Regions from separate parts of the Homo sapiens genome. Here region 2 is linked to region 1. The links are chromatin loops, found by intact Hi-C in ENCODE. Cell type or tissue: Caco-2. All regions are shown on one strand. Links, peaks and the distances in the headings refer to the core of each region. The heading gives the core; the rest is flanking DNA. Region 1 has its middle 160 kb from the start of STT3B. Region 2 has its middle 84 kb from the start of STT3B.

Region 1 (16,218 bases), core at 3,881-11,880:
TACAAATGGGGAGTTGGGAGGCAATAGGCTCCAAGGTAGACGTCCAGCCTTATATACTAGTCAACATGGAAAGTGGATGGAAAATCTAGCTCTTAAGAGAACATATGTCATTCAATTCTCATCCCTGGGAGTCTCAGACTGTAACTTGGGCTGTCACCAATGCATCTATGAGGCAGCTGTGACCTTATGGGACACTAGACTGCATGGTTCTTGAAAGAAGAATGTTTCTGATATGCTGTAGTTTCTCAGTGACTTTCCATTGAATCAAAGATTGTTTACATGAGTACCTCATTGGATAAATCTAGGCAGATGACTTAATTTTAAGCAACCAGATGGAAGAGCAGAAGCTATTGGCATATTTCCTTAGTTGGTTTGTCTCTAAACCTATATACAGGAATCATCGCTGTACCTGATTTTAACTTACTGGGAAAGGCCAAAGGAATTGATGTGATTCAGGGTCTGTTCTTATTGCCTTATTTAATAAGTTTCCATCAAACAAAAACAATCTTTCAGTGGATTCAGGGGCTTCTTTCACTTTTATTCAAGTGTGGTATGATTTTCTCTTAATGCTTTTAGAGTCACTAATGGAGATGTACAGAAGCAGAGAAAATTATAAAAACACTGGGAAGATGCTGAACTAACAGGGCCAGGGAGTGGGGGGTGGATACTAGAATGAAAATAGAATGGAGAAGAGCCACAGAGTCTGCTTTGGGGGCTAGCTCTTCACTCCATGACAAAATAAATCTAGTTTGCTTTCCACCAATCACTTCTGCCTCCTCCTCCTCCTTCTTAACCCACACTAGTGAACAAGGGCAAGAGGGAAGTCAACCGGTCAAAGATGGCTCTAATTAGAGGGTAATTTTAAAAGACGTGACGACAGTCATTTGATAGTTCCTGCTCTTTGTTTTCTCTAACAAGCCCTGTAACTTCCCACCTAATTTTCTTTGCCAATGTGATCACCCCTCCCTGACAAGCCCTTCTTACCCCTTTTTCTTTGGAAGACTTGGCTGTTTCTTAAAGTCTGCCTCCAACATACCCTCTACCACCATGGGGCCTCTCAGGAGCAGTTGGTCCTTCCCTTGGACCACAGTTGGACCTTTCCTTAAGGTCTGATCTTAAAAATCTTAGTCTATACTAGCTACGAGCAATCCAACTAATCTTTCGAAGACTCAGCTTCATTATTTGTGAAATAGGGATGCCATCTGCATTGCTTCTCTCAGAATACTACTAAGATGAGTGATATGTGTGGAAACTGTGCAAACTATATGGTGCTTTGAAATTAAGATGAGAACTGTTATAGGTACCCTTGTGTCCTATAATCATGGCCAGATAAGGACTTTTAAATGTCCTAAAATCTCTGAAAAGATTATGATGCTCCCCTAATGTAAAAAGACAAAACTATAAAAATAAAAATAATAGTTAAGCATAAGTTATAAGCATGAATAATGTTGGAGGATGACTATTTCAATGCTTTATCATTTTGAAAACTCAAGTTCTGCTTTTTCTTTGCTTTTCCAGCTTGTTTTGAATCTTGGTTTTACTAGTTTCCTATGCGTAATAATTTTCTAGTGCTGCATTTTATCTCATTTACTAGGTTGGAGATTCCTTGAAGCCTCTGTCTCAGCTTGTACATAGCCAGTGCTCAATAAATATTTGCTAAATTAAATTCTTCCTCTTGACCCTTCACAGAAATGTGTCTTCTATGCAATCAGGAAGCTCCACAAATAATTAAAAAACATAGCTGACTCTGAGCAGTCATACCTTAATCACTCAACAGGAAAATATTAAAAGAGAAATAGACATATAATACAGAACTTGAAACAATGGAAAATATTTTTAAATGGAAGAAGCAGCCCATACCCCCAAAAACTACATGGGGAGAGGGGGATTTGAAAATGAGAGTCATGGGAAGGAGTAATTGAAACATAACTGGGAGAGGGAAGTGGTGAATAAAGAAACTAAGCAAATTCCTGAAAATATTAAATTATAAGAAATCATTGTTGGAATTAAAGTTGAAATGAATCTTAGTTGATATTTTAGCTAACCCACCCATTCGCCCAAATGTAAGCTCTTATCCACATGCAACAAAAGCTCATAGAGTAAGCACACCATGTATTGCAATCTCCATGATGGCACCTCACTTGGTTTTCAAGGGCATCCATGCTTTCTGTCTATGCTAACTAATCCTTATTCCTAGAGATGGCTATGACTCAGCACTTTTTTGAGACTATATTATACCCTAGAAATCCATGGCATTTTGCTTTTTGTGGGGATATACATAAACATTCTTAGTGCCCTAATTTCTCCCTCATTTCTCTCTCTTACTTTCTTTTAATTTCCTTCTGCCTCTAGTCCTCCATCATCAGCATTTTTTCACCTCAACATGGTCCTTTTTACCATTCTTTCTCCATGCTCTTCATGCTTTTAGCTAAATGCATTCTCCTGGAGGGGGTTACGTACTCAAGAGACTCATAGTCATCTCTTATGAACTTTCCAGAGTTACTGTAACCAGGATAAATGCATATGGTTTAAAAAATGAAATGAAAATCAACTTTTAACCAATGCATTACATTAGGAAAAAAAAAAACAAACCTCTATTGCACTTATTTTAACTTGACATTTGCATATTCTTTTTTATTTTGTATTTGGGTCAGAAATTAGTGAGTATATAGTTATGGAATGGTCTTTGTCATCAGAGAAAATTTCACCACTTCCTTTCTATGGGCCTTGGGGGAGCCATTTCACCTTCTCAGGCTTTAGGTTCCACTTCTGTGAATGGGAATAAAACAGAGATAACAAACAAAAAGCACTTAGCCTGGTGCCTTGCCATTTCCAACTTCCCTCCTCCCCTGTTTTCCTTCACTTCTAAAAGAACCTACATGTCCTTGAATTCTTGTCTCTAGATCTGTTTCTGGAGTATAGAGAGGCAGACATTGTCAAGACACCTTGAAGCAGAGCTTTGCTCAGACAGCAGTCATTTGCATGTTCTTTCTTAGTTTTTTCAGCGTAGGGCAAGTAGATATTGAGGAGTTGGCTCCAGGTCAAAATCCTATGTGTGATTTTTTAAGCCAAATTGCCCATAGGCAATTACAAAGTTTTCATCTCATAGGCCTCATGGGGGAAAGCTGCCCTCTCCAGACTTTGGGCACAGTGGGAGAGATTTATAGCCAAGAACTCAGAGGCCTGGCCATGCAAAAAATCAACATTCTTAGCCCAGGCATCTCCATTCTGAGGCCTCCTTATCAGAGGATACCTCCACTGATGCCTTTCTCAGGCACCTCTGCTAAGACCACATTATCTGGTGAGCCTCAAAGACATTTGACTCAATATTCCATATTTTTCCCACTCATAGCCCTTCCTTCGTTCCTTCTTCACCTAGCCTTCACATCCACAAAACTGAAGGAGCTTTTTGTTCACAGCTCCCCATGACAGTGAGATGATCCCCACATCTGTGCCAACCCACCTGACCCTCCCACCTACACTACTCAAAAATGGAACAAGGTGTGGGGGTGGGTTCTGGAGCCCTTTCATGTTCAGGTCCTGTTTACAGTTTTGCAGTAAGTGGCTAAAGGCTTTACAGGTGCTTTGGTTTTGGCTTGTTGTTTTAATGGACCACCTCAACACCTGTCAGCTCAGTTCTTTCTAGCTCAATGCTTAATGAAGATCATTGACCTGGGAAAAGATCACAGTAGAACTTTCTCTGGCCTAACAAATGCAGGCCTCTTTTTTGTTTTTGTTTTTGTTTTTTTGTTTTTTTTTTTTTTTTTTGAGACGGAGTCTCGCCCTGTCCCCAGTCTGGAGTGCAGTGGCGGGATCTCGGCTCACTGCAAGCTCCGCCTCCCGGGTTCACGCCATTCTCCTGCCTCAGCCTCCCAAGTAGCTGGGACTACAGGCGCCCGCCACCACACCCGGCTAATTTTTTATATTTTTAGTAGAGACGGGGTTTCACCGTGTTAGTAAGGATGGTCTCGATTTCCTGACCTCGTGATCCACCTGCCTCGGCCTCCCAAAGTGCTGGGATTACAGGCATGAGCCACCGTGCCCAGGCAGGCCTCTTTTTATTCATAGCTGGTCACCCCAACCAATTTGCATGAACTCTTGATCTTCTGGAGAGAAAGAAAAACAGATCCCAACCACTGCTCCTGTGAATTTAAAGTTAAAGAAGCCTGTCAGGATAGGTCAGAGTGGTTTTGACCAAGATCTGCAAGTATAAATTGCCACCAGTACCCCAAAGGGCAACCTGACAGGAGTGGAGGGACAGTTGGGGAGTCTGAGACTCTGAGCCAGTGATCCAAGCTCAAACAACAGTCAAAGAGTCTTGAGAGGAGGCTGAATCTGGAATAGCATATAGCTAACATTGCAAGTTCCTCAGGACCAAGCCAGAGGGCAGAGGGTCATGCTTTGAAGACTAATCACTGAGCATGCAAGAACTGGGAAGCTATAACCTGGGAGCCCAGGCAGGTGTTAGCACTGCCAATGGGGAAAGTTTCAACGAACATGGGCACCATCACAGCAGCAGGCACACATGCATCAGATTATGCAAGGTTAGTGTTCAACAACTGAAATAAAGGCTGCTACAACTTTCCAGCTCTGTGTAGGTGTATTCGCAAGCATACACACACACGAATGTGTGTATATGGGTCTTCTGCTTGTTTTCATGACCAAACCCGGAGTGACAGAGCAAGCCTGCTGATTCTAAAGGCAGTGCCCTCTCCATTCTGTATGCTGCTTTCCAGGAAAAGCAACGTCTACTACTGAGTTTCAGGACATAGCTAGTCTGGTAACTATAGAGGGCAAAGAGGGCAAAGAGTCCAGTCATTTTTTTTCTTTTATTATGTTCTTTATTTAGCTTTATCCTTAGAACAAACATAGTAATTCTTCCTCATATAGATTCCACAGAAAGCAAGAAGAATATAATAAAAGTCATTGATATCTCACTATGCACAGATAACCACTGTTACCGTTTTTGTGAAATTATTTTCAGTATTTTCCCTTTTTTCATAAAATTCAGGGGACAATATATCCATAAAATTGTAACCTGCTGTATCAGAGTCCCAGAAAGAACACCCAGTATTCTTAAAAGAGAAATTAAGAATAGCTTAATAAAGGGCTATTTGTTTAGGCATGGGCAAGGCTACCACAGAGGACAGTGCAGGGCCCCAGACCAGTGACAGCAAAACGGCATATCCCTGGGCCTGAAGGGGTAGGTTGGGGTGAGATTACCAGAACCCCAAGGCAGAGAGGGCTGACTGGAAAGAGGCTTCTGAGAGAAGCTGAGATTTACAATCCAGAAATGGAGCCATCCTGTGACAACCACACAAGAAGGCAACTGGAATAAAGTCCCCAACTCACCTTTCTCTCTCCCTCCAAACTCCTGCCATGCTCCAAAGTGATAAACCTAACCAGAACCTAGAGGGCAAGGGAGCCAATGATATAGACCAGGGGCTGGCAAACCTTTTCTGTAAATGGCCAGATTACAAATAGTTTAAGCTTATAGGCCATATGGTCTCTGTCACAAATACTAAAATCTGCAGATGTAGCATGAAAACAGCCATAGATGATACTTAAATGGATGTAACTGGATTTGACACCATGGATCAGATCTGACCCGCAGACCGAAGTTTGTCAACCTCTGGTATAGACCATATGGGTCAGCCTCTCAGCCTCACACAGAGGAAGGTAGAAAACATGGAGAATAGATCCAGAAAGCTTAATGAAAGATACCCAGCAATGTGTTTTATTGGTCTAACATAAACATTTACTGTGTTGAAATTCTTATTAACCTTGTGATAAAGTATCTTTATTGGAAAGAGAGGCAAACAGTTCAGCAAATATTACAGAACTAGTAGCTGTAGTGTCATATATATATGTGTGTGTGTGTATATATATGTGTGTGTATATATACACACACACACATATACACACACACACAGATAAATTACGAACTTACCGATCCCACTCTTTGTATTTTGCTTATTTATACCACATAATGTTACAAAAAGGTTTTAAGGAGGCTTAAATATACACTATGAGTTGAAATTAAATATGAAATAAATGAACTTTTAGGAATTTACCCTGTAGATATAATCATTTGTGTGTATAGAACTTAACATATTCAAAAAGAATTCAAATTAAATTAAAAATAAATGGATGAACTTAAAGTAATTTACCCTGTGGATATAAGCATGTATGTGCACAAAGACATATACATAAAAGATATCCATTTTGTCACTGCTCTTAATGGTGAAAAAAATGGAAAACTATCCAATTCAACTGGGAAATGATTAAATAAATTAAAGCATATCCACTGAGTGGATACTTTTCAACCATTATAAAGAACTCTACGAGAACTTGTGTGGAATGACCTCCAAGGTGTTGTACTACAAAGATATGTATGTATGTGTGTATGTGTCTGTTTGTATATATAGACAGTTATGTTTATATACACATATATAACTATGTATTTGTGTGTATGTATTTTTCTTTTCTTTAAGGCATTGTTTATGGATAGATAGACAAAAAATTAAAAATACTGGTTACCCCTAGAAAGGGGAACTGAGTGATGAGGGGGTAGAGTAGCAGAGAAACCCATTTTCATCTGCCAATGCTTTTGCACATTTTAAATTTTGCATCATACACCTGTGTTACCTTTTTAAAATAATTCATTGATTTAAATTTCTTAAATGGTTAAGAAAAGATCATGCATTGGTACAGATGTGCAGTCTGTACAGCAGTACATACTCTCGGGTTTGTATTAACTCTCCTGCTCATTATCTAGCCTGAGGGAACTTGATCATCCAGACATTCTAGAGTGCCACGTTGGTCCCTATATTGATGATGTCTTGCCTGAAATTGGAAAATAAAAAGTACTTTCTACTCTGGAATAATCTAAGTAAGACACAGGCATGTCAGGGGATGAAAGATAAATCCCACTGAGCCGGGTATCTCTTAAGTGATGTTCTCAGGGATGCATGGGTCTGGGACATGGTGGCATAGTCCCTTTAAAGTGAAAGACAAATTTCTATACTTCGTGCAACCCACCACTAAGGAGCCACAATAATTGTTGGGACTTTTTAAATTTTAGAGGCAAAATACAGCATGTTACCTTTATAAAATAACACATAAGGATGCCATTATTTATTGGGGCCCAGAGCAAGAGAAAGCTATATGATAAGTACAGGATGCAATACAAAGTGTTTTGCCATTTGGGCCACATGGTCCAGCAGTTACAATGGTACTCAGGGTGCCGTAGCAAATAGAAACACAATGAGACTTCTGGTAAACTCCAATAGGAGAATTCAAGGACACACTCACAGAATTTAAAATGCTTTCTTGCCTTCTTCAGTCAATAATTATTCTGATTTTGAGACATAGCTTTTGGCTCACTAATATACCCTAATAGAGACTGAGCATCCAACCAAGGGGTATCAAGTGACCTTGGTGTCTGACCTACCCAACATTAACTTCTCATCATTATCTGACCCACCAACTGTAAAGTTGGATGTACACAGCAGCAATCCACGTGGTTTATCCAAGATCAGGCTCAACCAGATTTTGAAGCCACAAGTAAGTTGCATGGGCTTAGACTCCCATGGTAACCACTCTTGCTGCATTGTTGTTTATGCTCAATCCATACCAACAGCCCCATGGAAGTTTCCTGTGACTATTTGACTAAGGAAGATAAAACTTAGGTCTGGTTTACAGATGGTCTATACAGTATTCTAGCCTGAGCCAGAAGGAAATATTGCTGACTCACTCTGAAGTGTGAAAAATATTGAAGAATCCATTCCTGGGCAAAACTTTAATAGCACATTTGATATCCACTTTGCCAGACAGAAATATGGTAAAAGAAATGGATCCACCTCGATTCTTGAGCAATGGCTAATGATTTAGCCACATGGTTCAGGAACTGGAAAAACAACTCTGTAAGAGGAATGTCAGTGGGAATGGTGGAATAAGGACCTCTGAAAATCTGTTTCTCCATAAAAGCAATGAGAACACTAGCAAATTGTAAAAATCAACTTTTTCAGAACTCTGGAAATTAACCAAAGGCTCATAACAATCCAAGGAGTGTTTATTCAAGAAAAAGAGCTGACTCAGTAAGAACAGCAAGCTATGTGATATTTTAACTTGCCCTATTCCCATTCCCCTCTCCTAGCTACCCAGAAGGCTTGAAAATAAACAGTTTGTAATCACAGCAAAAACTAGAAGCCTAGCAGCCACTGGAGGAAGCAGACAGGCACTCTCCAAAATCACCAATTCAGAGAATTGTCATTATTTGACCTCTCTGGCAGTTTCTTGGAAACTCTCACTAGCAGGTCTTTATATGACCTGACTGGAGCTCACTTAGTGTGAACAACCTTTTCCTTGAGGACATTTAGCAAAAACAATCAGCAGCAATTGTTTCCTATCACAGCTGCCTGAGGTGGCAATAATAGGCAATCAACAAACTGACCAAGAAACTTAAAAGGAAAAGCAAAGTCCATAAGGAGCTTTGAAAAGCGCTGACAACATCCTGGAAATTTAGAAGCCCATTCATAAGTTCAGGGCTGTCCACATGCCCAGGACTGCACACACAGCCAGAAAAAAACCTTGAGAACACTCCAAACTCTCATCTCTGGCTTATCTTGAAGTTCTGCTGAAGTCTGAAGTAAAGGCTACTGCTTGAGCATTGAAAGCATGTCCTGATATGCACACAGAGTTCCTCTGCAAAGGCTGGGAAATTTATTGGTTCAAAGCATTGAAGGAAGTCTCTATGCAATCATTAGCTAATCTCTAAGCTCATTGAGCAAAGACTTCAGCAGCCACACACAATAAAGAATGTAGACTTTACCAAATTAGTTCAGGAAAGTCACTAAACAAACAAATCGCTTCCATATCTCAGTTTTATGCTCGTGGAAAACCTGTTTTTCTTCTGCTTTTGAAAGTTCCAGACCTTTAACATTTCCTTCAGTTCCATGTATTTTCTGCATTGTCTTAGTCCATTTTCTGTTGCTTGCAACATAATGCCTGAAACTAAGTAATTTATAAAGAAAAAATTCTTATGATTCTGGAAGCTGGAAAGTTCAACATCAAGGGGCTGAATCTGGTGAGGGCCTTCTTGCTGGTGGGGACTTACTGCAGTGTCCCAAGGCAGTGTAGGGTATCCCATGACAAGGTGGCTGAGTGTGCTAACTGAGGTCTCCCTTCCTCTTCTTATAAAGCCACCAGTTCCACTCCCATGACAGCCCATTCATCTATTAACCAATTAATTCATTAGTCCATGAATGGATTAATCCATTCATGAAGGCAGAACCCTCATGACCCAATTACTTCTTAAAGGCCCTGCCTTTACTGCTACATTGGGGATTAAGATTCAATATGAGTTACGGAGGGGATAAACATTCCAACCGTAGCAGGGGTGATAGGCCTCCACTATTCTGTGTCCTTCTTTTCCCATCTGAATCTTAGCTGAGATTTCAGCAGTCTGGCCTGTTTCTTAATTGACCTTATCATTCCCTATTGAGAATAGTATGAACACTGCTTGCTGGAATGGTGCTTTCCTTCTGTTTGCTTTCACATTGCTTTTCTGGCCCAGACATTTGTCTTTCTAACTTATTCCTCTAGATTTTTTTTCTTTTGGGTTTCTCCAGAGTGTCTGATGCCAAGTCAAGGAATGAACAGTTTTCAAAGCATGCCATTTTCAAACAAAGCTTGTTTATCTTCACCTGCTTGAGTTGTATAATACCACTCAGGAGGCATCATCTCATCAGATCAATATCCAACTCAGGACTGACCTCAATTTATTTTTATCTTGCCTGGCTCTCTAGTAGTACATCTTATTTGCCCTGTGAGTTCCCCTGGGGGGGATCATAATTCCATAAATTTTCCTGGCAGGTTTCGTCAGGCACAGGCAATTCCTGCTTCCCCATCTATGATAACTGTACAATTTTCCAATTTGCGACTCAGTGCCTTCAGTATTTTATCCTGGCTTCTCAGGCTTCCTCATTCACATTTGTCCAAATATTGTGCGTAGCTGTCTCAGTCCTCAAGGGGTGCTTACCCATGTGTTCTTATTAGGGAATATCTATCTGCAGTTTTATAGAGATATTCCTCAATAGTTTCCTAATTTCAGGAACCCTCTAGAGAATCACACTCATCTCCTCCCTGAGATCAATTATCTTTTCTGATCTTAGAGCAGTTGTATAGCAATCCCTTCATCAGACAGGAGCAGCTAGATAGATGTGCTTCTCCTGTCCAGTTTCAGATATGTCGAATTTGGCCTCCAAGAACTTCTTCTCTTTCATATTTGTCTAGACTATATGCTAAGACTTTAATCATTTTCCTAAAGAAACGTCTCCCTTCTCCCCGTTAATCAGATGTCTTCCTTTATTTTTATTTCATTCTTCCACTTGCTCCTATTTTAATAGTAAGATCAACACATAATTTAAATAAATTCAGTTCCTCCTAATTCCCTGAGCAAACCTGATTATTAAACACAAAGTGTTATGAAGACAGACCTTTATATTGTCTTCTTTTATTCTGATGGGCAGTAATTATTTATTTTCTTCATCCCAAGAAAATGTCCCACCCCTATTTAACAAAAGCTCCCAATTCAAGTTTATGATGTTTGGTAAAACCCATGACCCTTCTCTGTGGGACTGTAAGGCTTAGGTCTCTAAAATCTGTATTGAGATCTAACCTCATGTAATTAACAAAAAGCCTCTCAAAAGACAGCACCATATAAATTCCTGTCTCTGACCATACCCCTGAGAGTAGAGAGGAAACAGAAAAAGATAGCTCAAGCCAACTCAGAACCTCACTGCATATCTTCAACTACATGTCAGACTTTCAGGGAAAAAAAGAGCTTAGTGCCAGTTCTGTCAGTACTATAGAACCTTGGAATTGGGTCTGGGCCAGGTCACTGCCCTAGAGCCACCATGCCTTGGCAGTATCACGTACACTTACCTCTGATCTGCTCTTGATGAAGCACTGGTCAAAACCAGCACTGTTGGGCCAGGTTTCGCTTCTGGAAACTTGGCTCTAGCAAGTCTCCTCTCTGTAGTCCCATTTGCAGCAGTGTCATCCACCTATCCCTGCACGGACTCCAGGCCAAGCTCTTTGCCACCCCGATTCCGCTACTTTGGGTTCCATTTCTGTCATGAGACGGTGTGGTACAGTGATAGTGGTATCACTACTAACATCAAACTGTTATTATATATATGTTATTACTACATGTTTTTTATAAAATAGTTATACATTTTTTAAAATCAGTTCTTTTTAAAATCAGTTCTTTTACAATAAAATTTACTTATTATATAACATTGTGGGGTTTTATTTACAATAAAATGAAAGCTCCATAAGGATAGAAAGTATGTCTTTCTGTACCACTGTATCCCCTGCATCTAGAACAGTGCCTGGCCCATCATAGATGCTCATTAAATATTTGTTGAATTAATAAGTGGTTAAGAGCAGAGATTGGTGTCAGAATATTTGCACTCAAATCTGGGTGCCACCACTTTCTAGTTGTGTGACCTTAGATGACTTAGTTAACCTTTATGAGCTTCAGTTTGCTCTTCCGTAAAATGGGGATGATAGTAATAAGCACAAGCTGTGATGTGAGAGTTAAGAGAGTTCACCCATATGAAGAGCTTGGCACGTAGTGAGGGCTGAGTTAGTTTTAACCATTATTCTTCTGACTGCATACTAGATAGCTCCTCTTATATGCCCCACAGGGGCACTTCAGAATCCAATTATATTCACTAGCTAACCATTCATCCATTCTTTGAAGCTACAAAGTAAGAATTATCTTCAATTACCGGCTATTCTTCATCCACAATCACATTAGACACACAGACATATTGTGCCAATATGTCTCCATCAACTGCTTTCTCTCAGCCCAACTGGCCAAGTCCACCCTCTGTGTTCTCACTTATATGGGAAAGTCATGCCTTTCTCAGAGTCTTTGTCACATTGAATGGATTCTGACTTATTGGTATACTTTCCTCCCTAGAGGGCAAGCTCCCCAATGCCTCCTAGCTTGTCTTGTTCTGCCTAAAGGAAACTATCACACCCTTAGTAGTCAATAAGTAACTCCTCAGAAAATAATGCTAAAAAATAAAGGTTCTGTAGCAGATACTGCAGAAGAACTAGACAGATTTTCATTTCCAATCTCACTATCCCATGCCTATCTCCATTCTGTTGAAGCTATAAAAACCAAAAGCTGGTTTTCTCAGCCTCTCCTGCAGCCAGGAGTAGCCATATACCATAGTTATGTTGCATGAAGCAGAAGTGGAAGCCTGTTGGTGCCAACACTTCCCTTTCTTACTTCTTTCTGCCTGCAACATGGAGGAGGCCTGGGGTAATGCAGCATTAGGTGAGCATGAATGGGATGACACCAACATTCTAAGGATGCCAGAGAAATCTCGAGGAGCCTGTGTCCCTCATAGCATTTGTTCAATCTGGAACTGCATGGGGAAAATAAATCATTATTTGTTTAAGCCAGTATTAATTAGGTTGCCTATTATTGCAGCCAAACACATTCCTAACTCCAACAGGAACACTTGTAGAATGAAGCTCCAATCAACAACATGGCACAGAAAATTTCCTGCATACTGGAAAAAAAAAAATGAGTCTTGTTTGAGCTATAAATAATCATTGTACTCTTACCTATTGCGATAGACCCTGTATGAGATCCACTGGACACTCTTTAACAGCTGGTGTGCCCCTCTCCCAGGTGCTGCAAATGGTGCCATTAGCGGCTTACCTGAGTAAACTTTGCCAGAGAATTGTACTTGACTAAAGAGAATAGCTGGCCATGAGATGCCTAGAAGTTTACGTGACCAAGGGAGGAGGCAGATAGTGGCAAATAACTAATAAGTGATATAAGAATAAATAAATTAAAAAGCCCAGCAGGGCACAATGGCTCATGCTTGGAATCCTAGCACTTTGGGAGGCTGAGGTGGGAGGATTATTTGAGTTTAGAAGTTCAAGACCAGCTTAAGCAACATAGCAAGATCTTGTTTCTACTAAAAATCAAAAAAAAATTAGCCAGGCATGGTGGTAGGCATCTGTAGTACCAACTACTCAAGAGGCTAAGCTGGGAGGCTAGCTTGAGGTGAGCAGATCAAGGCTGCAGTGAGCTATGATTACACCACTGCACTCCAACCTGGGCAACAAGCAAGACTGTCTCAAAAAAAAAAAATTAAGAGTCCAACCGCTTCTCCATGGCACCATGCATGCTCCAGAGCCCGCATGGATAAAAGCCAACCTGGACTACTGTAGCCTTGCTTGATTCTTTGCCTTCCAGTCCTGCTTTCCTCACTCCCAAACAGGTAGTTCCTGAAGAGTATTCCCTCAAAGAGGGAAGGAGAAAAGAAGAGAAATTTGAGAAAGCAGTTTATAGACATCACCATGGCTGTTCACTCAGGAAGATAAATTAGGGGAAGGAGATATTCAAATGCAGGAACCTGAAAGGAAATATCCATGCTGTAGAAAATCACATGTACCCAAATCTCTGCCTCAGGTTCTGCTTCTAGAGACCCCAAACAAGATACTTACCTACAAATTGCCCATTTTAAGAATATTTTCTTCTGAAGGGAAGAATAGGGATACCAATGCCAACACCGCAATCTGGAATCTCAAGCTGTTCACTGCGTTAAGATTGCTCTCAGTCCCACTGGAGATGCCTTTGTCTTCCTGCATGTTGTTGCTGTATATCAGTTGGATGTTTCTAAGAGGCCACATGGTCTAGAAGCATTAGTAGAAAACTTGGAGGCTGACATTGATGGATTTCCAACACCATCGAAGTTTATCAGGGATCTCAGAACAGAGCTAAGGGATTTTGAGAGTAGGTTTCATTCTGTGAGCAAACATGATAGGAAAAGAGATATTTGCCTGATGTATGGGAAAAGGTATCTCTTTTGGTCCCCAGATTTCACCTGTGTGAAGTACCAAAAGATATGGAAAATTTCAGAGGACTCCAGGAAGTGTAAATGTGGAGAAAATTCAGTGTAAGTCTTTAGATATTAAAGTATTAAAAGAGGTCCACATTCTATTATGAATAAATGGCCCATCAAGAGCAAGCAATTGTAAGAAAAATAAAGCCTTGGTAAATGGTGTGTAACAAATAGTCCACTTCTTCAATTGCACATGACAAGGGCCATTTTATAAAAATCAAACATAGATGTGGGTAGTATAAATATTAATTTTCAAAATGTCAGAAAATGACTAACAGAAAACAGAAAAATAGGGAAGTAAGGTTGTAGAGGAAAGAATGTGAATGAAGGAAATTTTTTTAACTTTTATTTTAAGTTCAGGGGTACATGTGCAGGTTTGTTATATAGGTAAACTTGTGTAAAAATAAACAAGATAGAAAACAATACCTATATTTTAGCTAATCAGAATAGGAATTACAGAAAGCAGGTTGTAGATGTCACCATGACCATCCATTCAGGACGATAAATTAGGGGAAGGAGATATTCAAGTGCAGGAACCTGAAAGGAAATGTTCCTGTCCTAGAAAGCAGAGACTCATCACAAAGTGAAGCAGGGGAGAAGCTCGTAGACATGATTCTTTTCAGTGTCCTGAAAGTAGTAAGAAGAGAAATACACCTCGTCTTTGAAGTCAACAAAGCTGAACTCTGTGTACTGCAATTTTTCTGTGTACCTGCAATTTGTGAAACCAAAATAATTATATTTTCAAAATAATTTTAACTCTGACATTTCTCATCCTGTAGCTAATCAGTATAATATTGTGGTTAAAAACACAAATCCTGGATTAGACTGCCTGAGACAAATTCAAGTTCTGCTACTAATTTGTTGTTTGAAGTAAAGTCATTTAAACTCTTCTAATTCAGTTTCATCATCTATAAATGAGAATATTATTAATACCCGTCTCATGAGGCATATTGGCAGGTTGAAATGAATTAATACACATCAAGTATTTAGAACGGTATCTGCCTCATGGGAAGTGCTCAGTTACATATTAGGCATTAGTATCACATGTGACATAACTCCACCAGGTAGTAGAGTACACAACAGGATCAAAGAACTAAGCTTTGGTTCTAGGGCTGGCAGTTAAGAAACGCAAGACCTTGTTCTCTCAAGTGGTGGCAGGGAAGGTAAACAGGTTTCTGTGAGCAGCCTTTGAAGTTTGCCATGGATTGACTCATGAGGTATTAATTTTTTTGAGCCGTGACTCATGGTTAGCTCAGTTGGTTCACTGTACTTATATAGCCTGGGCTCTGGTCTGATCTTCTTATGAGTTTTCTCCCCCACCACTTCTCTGGGGTCACAGACTGTATCCAATTCCTGATAAGCTACTGTGCACATAGCTATACTTAGTCTAAGGAAATTGAGTCAATAACCATCACTACTTGAAGAAAAATTCAGAAAGCCATCAGTCTCCAGTTATTTACCCGGCAAATGAAACTCACATTTACTTAGGCCCCTGTTAAGTAACAGGCACATAGCAAGAATCAGACATGGCATTTCATGAATACAAGCATATTTAATCATCATATCAACCCTATCATGCCATGAGCCCCATTTTACATTTTAATGTCCTTCCTAACTGTAAACATAAACACATGGTCACATTAGTAAAACTGACACAGTGACACTTCTGCTTCATTCTTTTAGTTAAAACCCAGATTCAAAGGAAGAAGACTACACAAGCACATGAATACTTACTCCACTTATTTAGGGGGTGAGATACATTGGAGTAACAGACCCTGTCTCTGCGGGGCTTAGTTCAAATTCCCCAGACAATCAAGTTCATCCCAGTCCATCCAACCAGTTGTAGCCAGAGAGGAAGAGTCATATAAGACGAACATGGCCTCAAAAGCCATTCTTTCATTTAGAGCTATGTGGTGGAGAGAACAATTCTTAGAAACAAAGAACGTTAAGTCCTGCAGTTTTGTTCTTAAGATTGCCTTCGATATGGTATTAGTTTTCTACTGATCCTGTAACCATGTACCACAAACTTAACAGCTTAAAACAACACAAATTTATTGTCTCACAGTTCTGTTAATCAGAGGTCTAGATGGGCTCAACTAGTTCCTCTGCTTTGGGTCTCACGAGGCCAAAACTATAATATCAGACAGTCTGGGTATTTATTTGTAGTCCCTTAGGGATAATCTCCTTTCAAGTTCATTCAGGTTTTTGAATGAATTCAGTTCTTTGCAGCTGTAAGACTGAGTTCTCCACTTACTTACTGGCTGTTATCTGGGAGCCTCTA
Region 2 (16,218 bases), core at 4,622-12,621, 79 kb after region 1:
TCCCCATTATGCTCTTAATTATACACACTTTCTAAGTAGCTGTGGTTTTCTTTTCTGTTTTTAAATGTTAAGAAGATCATAAATGTTCTTACAGTTTTATTAATCATTTTCACATGGACAGTATTACACTTGGCACAAGGCAGCATTCCAGTTTTCCCTAAAAAAAAAATCCAAGAAATATTCTTCCTACTCTTTTCTCTTCCCTAATAAAATCTCTGCTTCAAACACCTCCCAAAATAGACCTATTTCCTTCCTTCCTTTTTCTGGTTTTTTTTTTCCTTCTAAACATAGGGAATTTGTCTCCAGGAAAGGAAAACATGGGGCTGGGGTACAAGGATGGGAGTGAAACTTACTTTTCATGTGTTTCATTTTCTATTGGTTATGAAAACTTCCCAGCTTACATCAACAAATGTATCACCTCATGATCAGAACTCTCAGTTGGCTTGACTGATGTCTCTGGCCTGGGTTTCATAAGGCTGAAATCAAGGTACCGGCACTTGTTCAGAACACTTACCTTTGCCTACAGCTGTGCAAAATTATCTAACACAAAGCCTATTTTATAATAAAGTGTTGAATATCTCATGTAATTTATTGAATACTGGAAGTAAAAAACAGAATGGTAAGGTTTCTACTGAATGTGTAGTACTTTCTCACCATTTTAAAGTTAAAAAATCTTAATCTTAGTTGAGAGCATCTGTACACACATAAGGCCTCCTGTCTATTGCATGTAAAATTATACTCTATTTTTTCTCAATTATACAAATATTACATGTTCACCGAAGAAAAGTTATAAATTATATAAACAAGCAAAGAGAAAAAATTAAGTTAACATTATCTCTCCGTCAACAGAAAGCCACTGAAATATACCGGTGTGTGCACTTCCAGGTGTGTGTGACAGAGAAAAAGACAAAGAGAATACATTGATTTCTCTTTTTCAAAAGTGGAATCATACTACGTACAGTTTAATACCATTTTATTTACATCAATTATTTTTGTGAACATTTTTTCATGTCAGTAGACAAATTTCTGCAACAAAACTATTACAGTTCAAAGGGAGTTTTTGAAAATATTTCTAAATGAGTAACATATTCACTGAAGAAAAATTAGAAAATACAGATAAGCAAAATAAAATTGTAATTGCACCATGTGAAGACAACCACTGTTAACATTTCCATCTTTATTGTTATTGGATATACACTACTCTAGTCCTCCAAAATTGAACGCTATTGCCAAGCTTTTGCTAGACATGCTTTTGCTAGACATGCTCTTGCTAGACAGGCACCAGCAAAGATGGAACAAGCTAAACCTTTGTTCACACCCTTGATTATTTCCTAAAGACTAAGTCCTTGATTAAGTCCTAGATGAAGTATTGGGTCCAAAGACATGAACATTTTTAAGGCCATTGGTCAACGTTGCCAAAATGTTTTCTTGGAGAATTTATAGAGTATGGGAGTACATTTTTCCAGGTCCTCTCACCAATCTTGGGTGGTATAATTTTGTTAAAAAATCTTTCAAGCATACCACTTCACAACATTTTCAACTTTGGCACTACACAAAGATGTTTTGGGTCTTGGTTTGGAAGCATAAGCTCTAATAGCTTTTCTGGGATACTGTTTTAATCAGGTCCTGGCCTACTGTAAGAGGCAGACATGTTTTTGTGCAGGAAAAATCAAGAAAGACATGAATATTTACATGAAGAAAACTGTGAAATTACCAAAGAAAAGATTCAGCTGGAGAAAGAAATGGACTACTCTTTGAAATTGTTTCCAGAAGGAAATCTTTGCTTTGATTTCATTTTCTTCAGCACCCAATCCCAAGGAAGCATCCAATCCTCTCTCGTCTTGTTCTGCATGTCAGAAGACAGAGTACCAGTTCTGAAGGTTCCTCCTTGAGATCCCTTTCATGGATCTGGTTTAAGTCCGAGAGCATATAATCTGCTATGTGGAGCTCAGTGCAACAAAGGCATTGGCCAATTTCCAGCAATTATCTGAGAAATTCTATTTCAGACACTAAATCTCCAGCTTTAATCAACTTGCAAATCCCAATCATCCCCAGCAGTGAGCAATCACAGGTCTGAAGGAAGCAGTGATTGTGTCTGTGACCCCAGAAGACCTCTTTCCATCAGGTATCATTTGGAAATCCCTGGGGTCTGATTGCCTCGTATTAAACTTTCATTATTTCCAGATAAGGTATCTGAATAGAGGAAATGATGCCCAGGTGCTGGAAGGGCTGCTAACTTGGGGCCAGCTGAAACTGCCTGTGTCCCGCAGGCTGAAAATTGAGGAAGGGAAACAATGACCCAGGAGATAGATGTGTATTCTGTTCCTTTGTATCATCAGAAGTCTGGCTTGACCAGAGGTTTTTCTCTCAGCAGCTTTGGTGGTGATATCTCTGTGGCAGCCACCTGAGGGTAATTGATTCCTTGGCTAATTTGGCTTGGGTGCCAGCAGCCATTTTGAGGCAACATTCACCCAGAGCTTCTAGCTTAACCTCAGCAGTTAAGCATTTTTGGCACTGCCAAAAGTTGTCACCTCACCCTGCATAACCCCCAAAGGCAGTGCTTGTAGTGCACAGCAGGAGTTGAAATTGTGTGTGTGTGTGTATGTGTGTGTGTGTGTGTGTGTGTGTGTATATATCAGCAAGTGGGATAGATTAGCTCTTAATGAATGAGCACATAAAGATGATCCATTCCAAACATCTGCAAGTATAAAACCACATGCCTAGTGAAGAATTTTTTTCTGTTCTAATGTAAGATCTACCTAGAAAAGAATATCACAAAACTTACTGTTTTATGAGTTAACAGAAAAAAAAAAAAACCTGTTTCTGGTAGTTTTCTAAGTGTTGAGGTAGAAGGAAGAAGACAGGAGGAGCCAAAATTTGCATTTAGAAAATGAGGTCTTCCTCCCAGAACTGCCAACACAGATTCTCTATAACACTTTGTTGAAAATTAATTCTCTCCACAGAAACAATAATTGAATTCTAACCAATTTTTTCTTTTTAAAGAAGTAGATTATATTTAGGCTATAATTAAACCCAGCAAAAAGATCATAGGCATTTCTTCAACTAGGTCAGAAATTATGAAGTTAGGTGTGCCAACACTACTATCAGACACACCTGCCAACAATTTAGCATCTTCCCACTTCATGCTTCTCTGAACAGCAGGAAATGTTCAGCGTTGTCACAAAGCTGCTTTCCTCTGCTTTGCTACACAAGCATCTTCTACCTGCAGTATTTTTCGTGGCTTATTTTTCCTATCTTGCAAAAAGAAACCGCACCTACCTGTTCCCCTATCTACAAAGGTTCCTCCCATAATTTTTTATTGTTAAAGTCTTCATTCCCTTTTATTGATCAAATTTGAACTTTATGCCTAAGATACTTGTATTTCTTTTTTTTTTTTTTCACTTTTCTGGTTTTTTTTTTTCTTGCTTGGGTTGCATATTCTGCAAAACATTGAGAAATAATATCAGAAGACAGTTACTACCACATGCTCTGATATGATGATGTGGCACTTGCCACAGGCCAGGTGTCCTTTGAGGGATGGTTAATTCTGCCGGTGCTCCTCAGAAAGCGAGAAAAACCTGGGAGTTTATGCCGCTGTTTCTGACCACATAGTAGGCCTCATCCAATAACTAGGAATATGAAAGCCTAATATCAGGATAATCCTGAGACATAATTCAGATTTTCCCAATGGGATCAGGCTGGAGATAACCTTCACAGGATTTTGCTTGAAATTTTATCCCTGCAGGGGGGTTTCTTCCTATTTCCGGTATCTAGTGTTGCACAATAAGCCACCCAAACATTAGTCTTCTATCACTGTGAAACTACCCCAAATTTCAATTTTCTATTGCTTCATAACAAACTATTCCAAAGCTTAAAACTGCAATTATTGTATTTGCTCATGATTCTTTTGGTTGGGAATTCAAACAAGGCATGGCAGGGATTGTTTGTCTCTGTCTATGATGTTTGGGACCTCAGTTGGGATGGCTGAAACAACTGTAGGGGCTGGATGGACTGGCTGGACTGGCTGGACTGGTGTCATATATCTGGGGCTTTGGTTTTCACTGCCAGCTGGATTCCTCAGTTTTCTATTCCATGTCACCTCCCCATGGTGCTAGCTCAAACTTCACAGCTTGGTGGTCTCAGGTGGTCGGGTTACTTACATGGCAACTGGTTACTGCTGGGGACAAGCAGACACTGCTAGGCATCTTAAAAGACAGGCCTGGAATTAGGCCAGAATCATTTCTACCATGTCTGTTTGTCGAAGCAAGTTATAAGGCCAACTCTGATGGGAGGGGAAATAGACCCCTCCCTGGTGGGTGGAGTGGTTTGTGCAAACATGGAGGAAACGAATGGGAGGCAGCCACCTTTAAAAACCAGTTACTACACTCCGCTCCCTGTCCTCCTTGCTCTTTTACAGCTTTCTCCTGGGAGCACTTTCTAAATGAAATCACCTACACATAAACTCTCATCTCAGAGTCTTGCCTCTGGGAAACCTGACCCTAAGATAAAGCTTATTTCAATCCAAAGATTTCAGCCTCCTGTTCTAGGAAGGTTTGTTACTAATGTGGACTAAATCCAAGTCTCCATGCTGACATCTGCAAAACCCCAGGAGCAAGCATTATAACTCTAAATCAGGGGATCCCCAATTTGGGATACTCACTACAAACACTTCGGAGCTCAAGAAAAAAAAAAAAAAAAACCTTTATGTTTGGGACCTACTCCAGGGATTCTGAATTCACTGGGCTGGAATAAGATGTATGCATGGATATTTTCAGTATTTTTTTAAAGTTCCCCTGCTAATTCTAATGTGGAGTCCAGGTTAGGAACCACTGTTCTGGCCAGGTGCAGTGGCTCACACCAGTAATCCCGCACTTTGGGAGGCCCAGGTGTGTGGATCACGAGGTCAAGAGATTGAGACCATCCTGGCCAACATGGTGAAACCCCGTCTATACTAAAAATACCAAAATTAGTTGGGCGTGGCAGCACACACCTGTAGTCCCAGCTACTCAGGAGGCTGAGGCAGGAGAATCACTTGAACCCAGGAGGCAGAGGTTTCAGTGAGCCGAGATCGCACAATTGCACTCCAGCCTGGCAACAGAGCAAGACTCCATCTCAAAACAAAAAACAAAAAACAAAAAAAACCCACTGTTGTAAGTAGTTCAAGCCATGAAGACTGTGTGTGGGAAAAAGAGGATGAAAATACCACAAGGTATCCTGTGAAGGCAAAAAATAAATAACCCTTAACCAAATCACCTCTTGCCCTGGGGCCAAAATCTTATAGCTGCCATCAAATAACATGGGTTGCAAATCTGGTTTTCAAATCCAGTTGCTCTAGGTTTAGGAGCGGAGAGGCTTCTTTTACATGTCTTGTCTGAATAAAAGTCACATACATATACTCTACTAGTTCAGTTTAGAAAAATTAATTCCAGTCATTGTGTACCCTTTGCCTTATGGCCTACAGCATATTAAATGTTATTTCTAAATCCTACTACAGTTTTATAGAAATAGTAATATCTAGCCTTCTCTTTACTAGGGACAAAGAACAATCTTGGTTATATTCGCACCTGAGTTGGAAAAAACAACTTTCAGTGCCATTTATTAAACTTCAAGAGTGTAATCTGATTATTAAAGTTCCATAGTGTAGAATAATATTTCAGAGTATAAAGGACTCACAGACACTTTTCCTGGCTAATTCCACAATCAATAGGACAAAATTTTCCCTTTTCTTCTTGCTGAGTCTCTTAATCTTTAAATGATACAGAGGAGAGAGTGTTCTAACTTCCTGTAATTACATTTTCTTGTTAAACTTTATCCTTAGTCCTGATTCTCAATTTGGTTTCTATAATCACTGGTTTTTATTCTATAAAACTTTGTTTTGTAATTAGCAAGATAGAGATCAATGTAACACAAAATATGTGCTAACACAGAACCAGGTTTTGCTCTTCCATGCATGAACGCCAAGTGTAGAGAAGATAACCTGCAAAAACAGTTCAAGGGAAACTTGATCTCATCCCAGAAATAACAGCCTCCTCTTTCATGGGAGGCAGCAATCTTAAAATGTTGCATTTCAACACTGTACCTCCCCTTCTTGCCAGGAATTATAACATAGTAACATCTCTGAAATGGTGATATGTCTTATAATTGTCATCGTTTAATTGGCAGGTTTTTTCCTTTCATAATGGTAAATAAAATAATGGTAAATAAAATAAGACCTTAAAACTGACAGTGTCTTAGTTTTGATGAAATATGGCAATCCACACTCACCCAGCTAAAGAAAGCATGGAATAAATTTCAAATTAAAATGCAGATATGTGAAAGGCAAAAAGAAAAAATTGAATTTCCTGTCTAATGTAGCCCCTTTTGGACCCTATCAGGAGCAAACAGCAATAACCAAAGCTTGGAGTGCTATATGCAGGTCACTACATATGCCTTCTCTCACCTATTGCAATTTTGAGAATATTGCCCACATTTAGGATAAGCTCTAAGAGACTATCTTAACAGTATAGGTGTTTTTTTGTTTTGTTTTGTTTTGTTTTTTAAGATGGCTGACTAGAGGCATTGTAAGCATGCCTCATCCACTTAGAATTACCAAAAAATATGTAGACAGTCTTTTTTTTTTTTGAGCTGGAGTCTCCCTCTGTCGCCAGGCTGGAGTGCAGTGGCACGATCTCAGCTTACTGCAACCTCCGCTTCCCGGGCTCAAGCGATTCTCCTTCCTCAGCCTCCTGAGTAGCTGGGATTACAGGCGCCTGCCACCACGCCCAGTTAATTTTTGTATTTTTAGTAGAGACGGGGTTTCACCATGTTGGCCAGGATGGTCTCGATCTCCTGACTTTGTGATCTGCCCATCTCTGCCTCCCAAAGTGCTGGGATTACAGGCAGGAGCCACTGTGCCCCGCCAACATTCACATTTTAAACACATTATCCAAGGTGGAATGTGGGAGTCTGACAGAAAAAAAAAATGATAGGAAACACTAAAATCTAGGAAGGAGAAGGAAAATGTGCAGCTTCTGTGGCTAGGATTGGCCCGGAACTGGTAGTGAATCCCTCAGTACAGGGGAAGGTGAGTGAGTGTCTTCCTACAATTTACCTTCTCACTTGGGAACTGTACTATCCAAGCCATAGGAGAAACACTTTGAGTCTTCTAAGCCCTGATTCTGACTTGGGAGCAGCCAGGAGACTGTAGGAAGGAACCCCAAGGAGGGAACACACTTTGGGTCTCACACTCTTTCTGGGACCTGAGGAGCTACAATAAAACACCATTCTTGATCCTTGCTTTTAACAGACTATGCTCAGTCCTGGAAACCAGTGGCACCAGTCCCGGGCATTGGGGAAACTCAGGCTGCTGCTTCCAGAGTGGGGCATGGGGCCTAGGTAGGGGTGTGGGGGAGGCTTTTGCAAACGGGACTGAGAAGCAAGTGTGCTGTGGGCTGCAGCTGCTGGTGCTACATGTGGACAACTCCTCCACTTGTCCTGAGTAAGACAAGAGTTGCTGCAGAAACTTGGACATGAGCTGGGAAGAGGGCCCCCATGGCCCAGCGCTGAGTTCCAGGCTAGGCATGAACTACCAGGTCTGACTGAACAGCCAGGATGGGGGAGGGATCCCCCAGCTGCAACAGCCAGGATGGGGGAGGGAGCCCCACAAGCACTGGGGCATGAAAAGGACATAAGTCCCCCAGCTGCTGGCCAAGGCTGTGGCTGCTGAGACTGCTGGGACTGGCCACCCCCACCACATGGTAAGACCTCACTGTAGTGGTGGTTGCCCCTCACCCAAGCATTTCTCCAGGGCCCAAGGATCAACCCACCTCACCCCCAACTCCTCATCACAGCTAGTCCATGCACTCATCATTGGGGGACCTGTGCACAAGTTTGCCTGGTCTGGCTCTGCTTGGCTTCACCCCACCCTCTGAGACAGAGTGCAGGATCCATGGTCCTGGGGGTTCCATAACCCAATCCACCACCTGGGGCACCTAAGCATTTATCCTGGGGGACAGAGGCTGGACACAAACAACATATCACTACCACCTCAAGTATCTGCAGGTGCTTGCTTCTACCTGCAAGCACCACCTAGTGGCCTGGAAGCCAGCCTGCATGGCCCAGAAGCCAGCCTGCATGGCCCATTGCAACTGCCAACACAAAAGCACAGCACTTGGGAATCAGAAGAGCATCTCACCACTACTGCTACCACCATTGCCCACATCATGTGGCTGCCCAGGAACCCAAGAGCCTACTCACCCAACCAGTCCACCACTACCACAACCAGCATTGAGAAAGGCACCCAGAGCCCAAAAATCAGCCTGCTTGGAACCACCAACACAAGTATCAGAATACACTGCCACAGAACACAAGGATAGACATGCTTAGCCCCACTGAAAGCTAAAGACAGACCAATCTGGCATTCCAGACCCTAGCACAAGTTCACCACAGCCTCCACCAATAACCGCACCCTAACACACCAAGGAAACCACAGATACCACTGATGCTATTTATAGCCAATGAAATTATAGTAGTCTTCCCTACTCCATGCACCCAAAAGCAAACCCAACCAACATCATAGTCACATATTCAGGAAAAAGCCCCCCCAGTGAAGGAAAATTCAAAAATAAAGAGAAGCAAATGCTGTAAAGACATAAGAAACATGAAAAAGCAATATGACATCCTCAAAGGAACACAATAATTCTCCAGCAATAGATCCTAACCAAAAAGCAATCCTCAAAATGCCAGATAAAGAATTCAAAATATTTATTTTTAAAAGTTCAATGATGCAAGAGAAATATGAAAAGCAATACAAAGAGCTCAAAACTCAATTCAGGAAATAAGTGAAAAATTTATCAAAGAGATAAATATCTTTTTGAAAAAAACAGACATTCTGGAACTGAAAAAGTCATCAAAGCAAGAACAAAATACAATCGAAAGTTTCAAAAATAGACTAGGCCAAGCAGAATAGAGAATTTCAGAACATGAAGACAAATATTTTGAAATAATCTAGTCAGGCAAAAAATAAAGAAAAAAGATTTTTTAAAAAATGAACAAAGCCTTTGAGATACTTGGGACTACAAAAAGCAACTGAATGTATTAATTGTTAGTATCCCTGAGGGTAAAGAGAAATTGAAAGGCTTAGAAAACCTACTTAACAAAGTAATAAATGAAAACTTCACAATTCTAGGAAGAGATTTAAATATCCAGATATAGGAGTCTCAATGATCCCCAGAAAATACAATGCAAAAAGTACTTCACCATGGCCTATTGCAATTCAGGCTGTCTAAAGTCAAAGTGACAGTACAAATTCTAAAGTCAGCAAGAGAAAAACATTTTATCATCTATAAAGGAAACCCTCTATCTGACTAAAAGCTAATTTCTCAGCAGAAACTTTACAGACCAGGAGAAAATGGGATGATATATTCAAAGCACTAAAAGAAAAACACTGTTAGCCAAGGATACTATGTCCAGAAAATTTATCTTTCATAAATAAAGGAAAAATAGTCTTTCCCAGACAAGCAAAAGCTGAGGAAGTTCATCACCTCTAGAGCAGCCCTCCAATAAATGCTTAAGAAAGTTCTATACTCAGAAGCAAAAGATTAATAGCTACCATCATGAAAACACTCAAAAATATAAAAGGCATTGATAGAGCAAGCAAACAAGGAAGAGGAAATTAGCAAATGTTACCACTGTAGAATACCAACAAACTACAATAGTAAACAATAACAGAGAAATAAAGGGAAAAAATAATATATATAATTACCAGAAATCAAGTAACAAAATAACAGGAATAAGCCCTGATATATCAGTAATAGCCCTGAATGTAAACAAATTAAACTTTCCACTTAAAAAAAAATATAGACTTGCTCAATGGATTTTTTAAAATGACTCAAGTATAGGCTGCCTACAAGAAACTCATCTCATCTGTAAAAACATGTACAGACTGAAAGTAAAGGCATGGAAAAAGAAGCTACATGCAAACAGAAACCAAAATTAGGCAGAGTAGTTATATCAGATAAAACAGACTTTAAATCAAAAACAGTAAAAAGAGACAAAGAATCTCATTATATATTGATAAAAGGATCTATTCAGTAAGAAGATATAAAAATTCTAAACATATGTACCCAAAACTGAAGCACCCATATATATAAAGCAAATATTATTAGATTTAAAAGAAAAGACAGGCTCCAATACAACAATAGATAGGAATTTCAACACCCCATTCTCAGCATGAGACAGTTCATCTAGACAGAAAATTAACAGAGAAATATTGAATTTAAACTGCACATTAGACCAGAAGGACCTAAAAATCATTTACAGAACATTTCATCCAGTGGCTGCATAATACACATTTTTCTCATCAGCACATGAAACATTATCCAGGTTAGACCATATGTTAGAACACAAAACAAGTCTCAACAAATTTCAAAAAATTGAAATCAGACCACAATGAAATAAAGCTAGATATCAATAGCAAAGCGAACTCTGGAAATGATACAAATACATGAAAATTAAACAACATGCTCCTGAATGACTGAATGAAAGAAATAAGGAGTAAATAAAAAAATTCTTGAAACAAACAAAAATCAAAACCCAATATGCCAAAACCTACAGGATACAGCAAAAGAGTGCTAAAAGGGAAGTTTGTAGCAATAAATGCCTACACCAAAAAAAAAAAAAAAAATAGAAAGACTCCAAATAAAGAAACTATTGATGCATCTCAAGGAACTGGAAAACAAGAACAAACCAAACCCTTGGTAGAAGGAAAAAAAGAAAAATCAGAGCAGAACTAAACTAAATAGAGACCAAAAATACATATATACACACAAGGGATCAGTGAAACAAAAAGTTGGTTTTTTGAAAAGATAAACAAAATCAATAAACTACTTGATATGCTAACCAGGAAAAAATGAGAGAAAACCCAATAAAATCAGAAATGAGAAAGGAGGCATGATAAATGATACCACAGAAATACAAAAGATCATCAGAGACTATTATGAACAACCATACATTCACCAACTAGAAAACCTAGAGGAAATTAATAAATTCCTAGAAGCATGCGACCTCCCAAGATTGAACCAGGAAGCAATAGAAGACCTGAACAGTCCAATAATGCACAGAACATTAAATCCATAACAAAAAAATCTCTGAACTAAGAAAAGCCCAGGACCAGATATATTCATAGTAAAATTCTATCAAACATACAAAGAAGAATTAATCTCAATCCTTCTGAAACTGTTCCAAAAAACTGAGGAGGTGGGAATTCTTTCTAACTCATTCTACAAGGCCAGTATAACCCTGATACCAAAACCAGACAAGCACACAACAGAACACAGAAAACTACAGACCAATATCCCTGATGAACATAGGCACAAAAATTAAAAAAAACTAGCAAATTAAATCCAATGACACATCAGAAAGACAGTATACCACACTCAACTGGGTTTTATACCGGGAATACAAAGATGGTTCAACATACACAAATCAATAAATGTGATACATTACATAAACAGAATTAAGGACAAAATCCATATGATCATCTCAATAGATGCAGGAAAAGCATTTCACAAAATCCAGTATCCCTTCATGATAAAAACCCTCAACAAAGTAGTCATAGAAGAAATGTACCTCAAAATAACAAAGGCCATATACAACAAACCCACAGCCAACATCATACTGAATGAAGAAAAGTTGAAAGCCTTTCCCATAAAAACTGGAACAAGACAAGGATGCCCACTTTCACCACCCTATTCAACATAGTACCGATAGTACTGGCCAGAGTAATTAGGCAAGAGAAAGAAATAAAAGACACCCACATTGGAAGAGAGGAACTCAAATTGTCTCTGTGTAATTTGGAAAACCTAAAAACACCACCAAAACCCTTAGTTTGATAAATGAATCTAGTAAAGTTGCGAGATACAAAAACAATGTCCAAAAATCAATAGCATTTCTATACACCAATAACAATCTAGCTGAGAATCAAAAGGCAATCACATTTACAATAGCTATAAAAATATAAAATACCGGGGGCGAGGTTCTGGCTGGTTGTGCCGTTGCGAGCTGCAGCGGTGATCGCCGCGGCAGGCCCAGAAGTGTATCCTGACTCGTAAATTGACGAAGCCACTGGTGCTGCAAGTGTTCTTTTGGGGTAGTGTCTGGGATCCGGTGCAAGTCGAATCACTGTTCAAATAAGGTGTAATTGAAAAGTGATCCTCTCTTCAGAGCTGTCAAAAACAAATCCAAGTCTGGATCTCGCTCTCCTCGCTCAGGATCTGCATCAAGATCTCGTTCTCGTTCATGTTGGAAGTCTCGGTCCCTAAGGCCATCTGTCTCTGGTTCAAGGAAGTGCAGGCTGAGTTCTAGGTCTCGTTCCAGATTATATTCTCCAGCTCATAACAGAGAAAGAAACCACCCAAGAGTATAACCGAATCGGGATTTCCGAGGTCACAACAAAGGCTATATAGAAGGCCCTATTATTTCCGTGGGCGCAACAGAGGCTTTTATCCATGGGGCCAGTATAACGGAGGAGGCTATGGAAACTACCGCTCAAATTGGCAGAATTGCCGGCAAGCACACGGGCCGTTCAAGATCCCGGTCCCCAGCGAGAAGGTCCCCTTCACCAAGGTCCAGGAGCCATTCTAGAAACTCTGATAAGTCGTCTTCTGACCAGTCAAGGCGCTCCTCATCTTCCCGTTCTTCCTCCAACCATAGCCGAGTTGAATCTTCTAAGCGCAAGTCTGCAAAGGAGAAAAGTCCTCTTCCGAGGATAGCCGGCCATCTCAGGCTACCGGGGATAACCAGGGAGATGAGGCCAGGGAGCAGACATTCTCTGGAGGCACCTCTCAAGATACAAAAGCATCTGAGAGCTCGAAGCCATGGCCAGATGCCACCTACGGCACTGGTTCTGCATCAGGGGCCTCAGCAGTTTCTGAGCTGAGTCCTCGGGAGCAAAGCTCAGCTCTCAAAAGCCCCCTCCAGGCTGTGGTGGTGAGGCAGCGGTCACTCCTTCCTAGCCCCGTGCCAAAACCTAGTCCTCCACTTTCCAGCACATCCCAGATGAGCTCAACTCTGCCAAGCGGTGCTGAGTATCAGCCTGGGACACACCAAGTTCAGTTCGACCGTGGTTCTTTGGTCCCTGAGTCCATCCAAAAACAGCCCTGTGGGTAAGAATTTACCATCCATTGGCTCCACATATGTCTCATCTCAGAAGGAGGAGAGTGCTGCTCCAGGAGGAGCAGCCTGTACAAAGAGGTACCTAGAAGAGCAGAAGACAGAGAATAGAAAAGATAAGGAACGGAAACAAACAAATACAGATAAAGAAAAAATAAAAGAGAAAAGGGAGCTTCTCTGACACAGACTTGGGTGATGGAAAAATGAAATCTGATTCTTTTGCTCCCAAAACTGATTCTGAGAAGCCTTTTCGGGGCAGTCAGTCTCTCAAAAGGCATAAGCTCCGAAGTGACTTTGAGAAGAAGATGGCTGACTTCCACAAGGAAGAGATGGATGATCAAGATAAGGACAAAGCTAAGGGAAGGAAGGAATCTGAGTTTGATGATGATGAACCCAAAATATGTCTAAAGTCATAGGTGCAAACGAAAACCAGGAGGAGGAGAAGTCAGGCAAATGGGAGGGCCTGGTATATGCACCTCCAGAGAAGGAAAAGCAGAGGAAAACAGAGGAGCTGGAGGAGGAGTCTTTCCCAGAGAGATCCAAAAAGGAGGATCGGGGCAAGAGAACCAAAGGTGGGCACAAGGGCTTTCTGCCTGAGAGGAATTTCTGAGTGACTGCTCACAAAGCGGTCCGGGAGAAAAGCTCTTTGCCTCCCCCAAGAAAGACTTCTGAGAGCCGAGACAAGCTGGAAGCGAAAGGAGACTTTTCCACAGGGAAGTCTTCCTTTTCCATTACTCGAGAGACACAGGGCGATGTCTGGATGGACTCTTTTGATGAGGACTTTGCACGACCCAATGGCTTATTGGCTCGGGAACGCAAGCTTTGCCAAGATCTAGTCCATAGCAACAAAAAGGAACAGGAGTTTTGTTCCATTTTCCAGCACATACAGTCAGCTCAGTCTCAGCGTAGCCCCTCAGAACTGTTTGCCCAACATATAGTGACCATTATTCACCATGTTAAAGAGCATCACTTTGGGTCCTCAGGAATGACATTACATGAACGCTTTACTAAATACCTAAAGAGACTAACTGAGCAGGCGGCAGCCAAAAACAAGAAAAGCCCAGAGATACACAGAAGAATAGACGTTTCCCCCAGTACCTGGCTACAACGCTGAGGGAAAATACAAAGATGATCCTGTTGATCTCAGCCTTGATATTGAACGTCGTAAGAGATTTTTTTTTTCCAACAGAGTCACACTCTGTCGTCCAAGCTGGAATGCTGTGGCATGATCTTGGCTCACTGCAACCTCTGCCTCACAGGTTCAAGTGATTCTTGTGTCTCAGCCTCCCAAGTAGCTGGGATTACAGGCATGTGCCACCACCCCCAGCTAATTTTTATATTTCATGTTGGCCAGGATGGTCTCAATCTCCTGACCTAGTGATCCACCCACCTCTGCCTCCCAAATTGCTGGGATTACAGGCATGAGCCACCATTCCCAGCCAGGAGAGAGATCTTAAATTAGGTAAATCGAGAGGATCAGTGGATTCCTGAGACTCCAGGCCCTCGAGGAAAAGGTCAGCTGAGAAAACAGAGAAAACTCATAAAGGATCAAAGAAGCAGAAGAAGCACCAGAGATCGAGAGACAGGTCCAGATCCTCCTCTTCCTCCCAGTCATCTCACTCCTACAAAGCAGAAGAGTACACGGAAGAGACAGAGGAAAGAGAGGAAAGCACCACGGGCTTTGAGAAATCGAGACTGGGGACCAAAGTCTTGGTGGGTCCAAGTGAAAGAGGAGGTGGCAGAGCTCGAGGAACCTTTCCATTTTGAGCCAGAGGAAGAGGCTGGGGCAGAGGCAACTACTCTGGGAACAATAAAAACAACAGCAACGATTTTCAAAAAAGAAACCAGAAAGAGGAGTGGGACCCAGAGTACACACCCAAAAGCAAGAAGCATTACTTGCATGATGACCATGAAGGTGAAGGCAGTGACAAGTGGGTGAGCCGGGGCCAGGGGGAGGAGCCTTTCCTCCGGGTCAGGTCCGGTTCATGTTCCAGAAATCAAGTACCAGACCTAAGCTGGCCCATGACAAATTCAGTGGGGAGGAAGGGCAGATTGAAGACAACAAGAGTGGGACAGAGAACTGAGAAGAGGACAATTTATAGCCCACAACCAAGTAGGGGCCACTCTTGATGGGATTCCTTGCCCCGGGGAGAGAGGTGCTGGGAAGATGGCTGCGAGGAGCTAAACAGAGGAACCTCAAGATGATTCTCAAAATCCTACCCCACCCCTCACCGGCCATGCAGGTTGTACTACCATGGAAGTCATCCCTGGCACTGCCTCCCACTGGACAGAGGAGGCTGGCTGTGGAGCCCAGGGATCAGGCCCAGCTCTTGAGCAGAACACAACTCATTGGGCTTTAGCTGTTTTTCTCATTTGTTGCTGGTGTGTGGCATTGGGGCAAGGGTAGGGCGGGACAGCGATGCTTGAATTTTTGTTTCCTATCAGAAACCAACAGTTTTGTTCTGAATTTCATTTCATTTGGAGCTAAGAAGACTAATTTGATGATTTTCAATCTCTTCTCCCCATCCTGATTTTAAAAGCCCTTCTTTTTTTTTTCTTTTCTTTTTTTAGGCCTATGTAGTAATATTAGAAACATTTAATTTGGGAAACTTTGATTCTTAAAAGAGAAAACAAAGCATGTGAATAAACTTTGAAGTGTTCACCTCAGTTTGGGACCAAATTGCTTGGATCTTTGTAAAAACCAGTTTTGTATGTCAAGGAGGAGTTTAAGGCCTTTCTGACCACCTTGTGTTCCCCTTTTCTGCACAGCCATGTATCACGTGGGGTTGCTCCTAACCACACCTCACGTGCCCCTGAGCCCTATTTCCTGATTTCTTCTGGGCTGGACTTCCCATTCTCCACCAGCAGCTTCGGTATCCCAAACTTTCTAGTCCTGCTGATCCTTCCAGCAATGGGGTGGAAACTGGAGGGCAGTGTCTGGTCTGTTTTCTAAAAAATTTATGAATTATATTGTCTTTACAAATATAAGATGAGAAAATAATTTTTTCAATATTTTTATTAATCCTTTTATAAAATGAAAAACTCCTATGATCGATTAAGGAAGGTGGT

What was found. Hi-C counts contacts between places; a loop is a spot of excess contacts. Peaks named below come from ENCODE experiments on the same cell type or tissue, not always from the same donor. Only the 100,000 strongest peaks of a DNase experiment are listed, where the experiment ranks them.
Region 2: a loop joins it to region 1, with 2.7 times the contacts of the local background. A loop is called at or near these places in 2 of 110 quality-filtered maps.

What each region holds. Positions count from the first base shown.
Region 1 is chr3:31,362,176-31,378,393 of GRCh38, forward strand. No RefSeq gene overlaps it. Among named protein-coding and RNA genes, the nearest start is that of STT3B, 160 kb to the right of the region's middle. RefSeq lists an enhancer at 14,654-15,853. In Caco-2, for the core only: no CTCF peak of the experiment used is centred there; a DNase peak (open chromatin) is centred at 8,696.
Region 2 is chr3:31,440,629-31,456,846 of GRCh38, forward strand. It overlaps the pseudogene THRAP3P1. Among named protein-coding and RNA genes, the nearest start is that of STT3B, 84 kb to the right of the region's middle. RefSeq lists a silencer at 8,041-8,219. In Caco-2, for the core only: a CTCF peak has its summit at 8,072 (motif pointing left); a DNase peak (open chromatin) is centred at 8,083.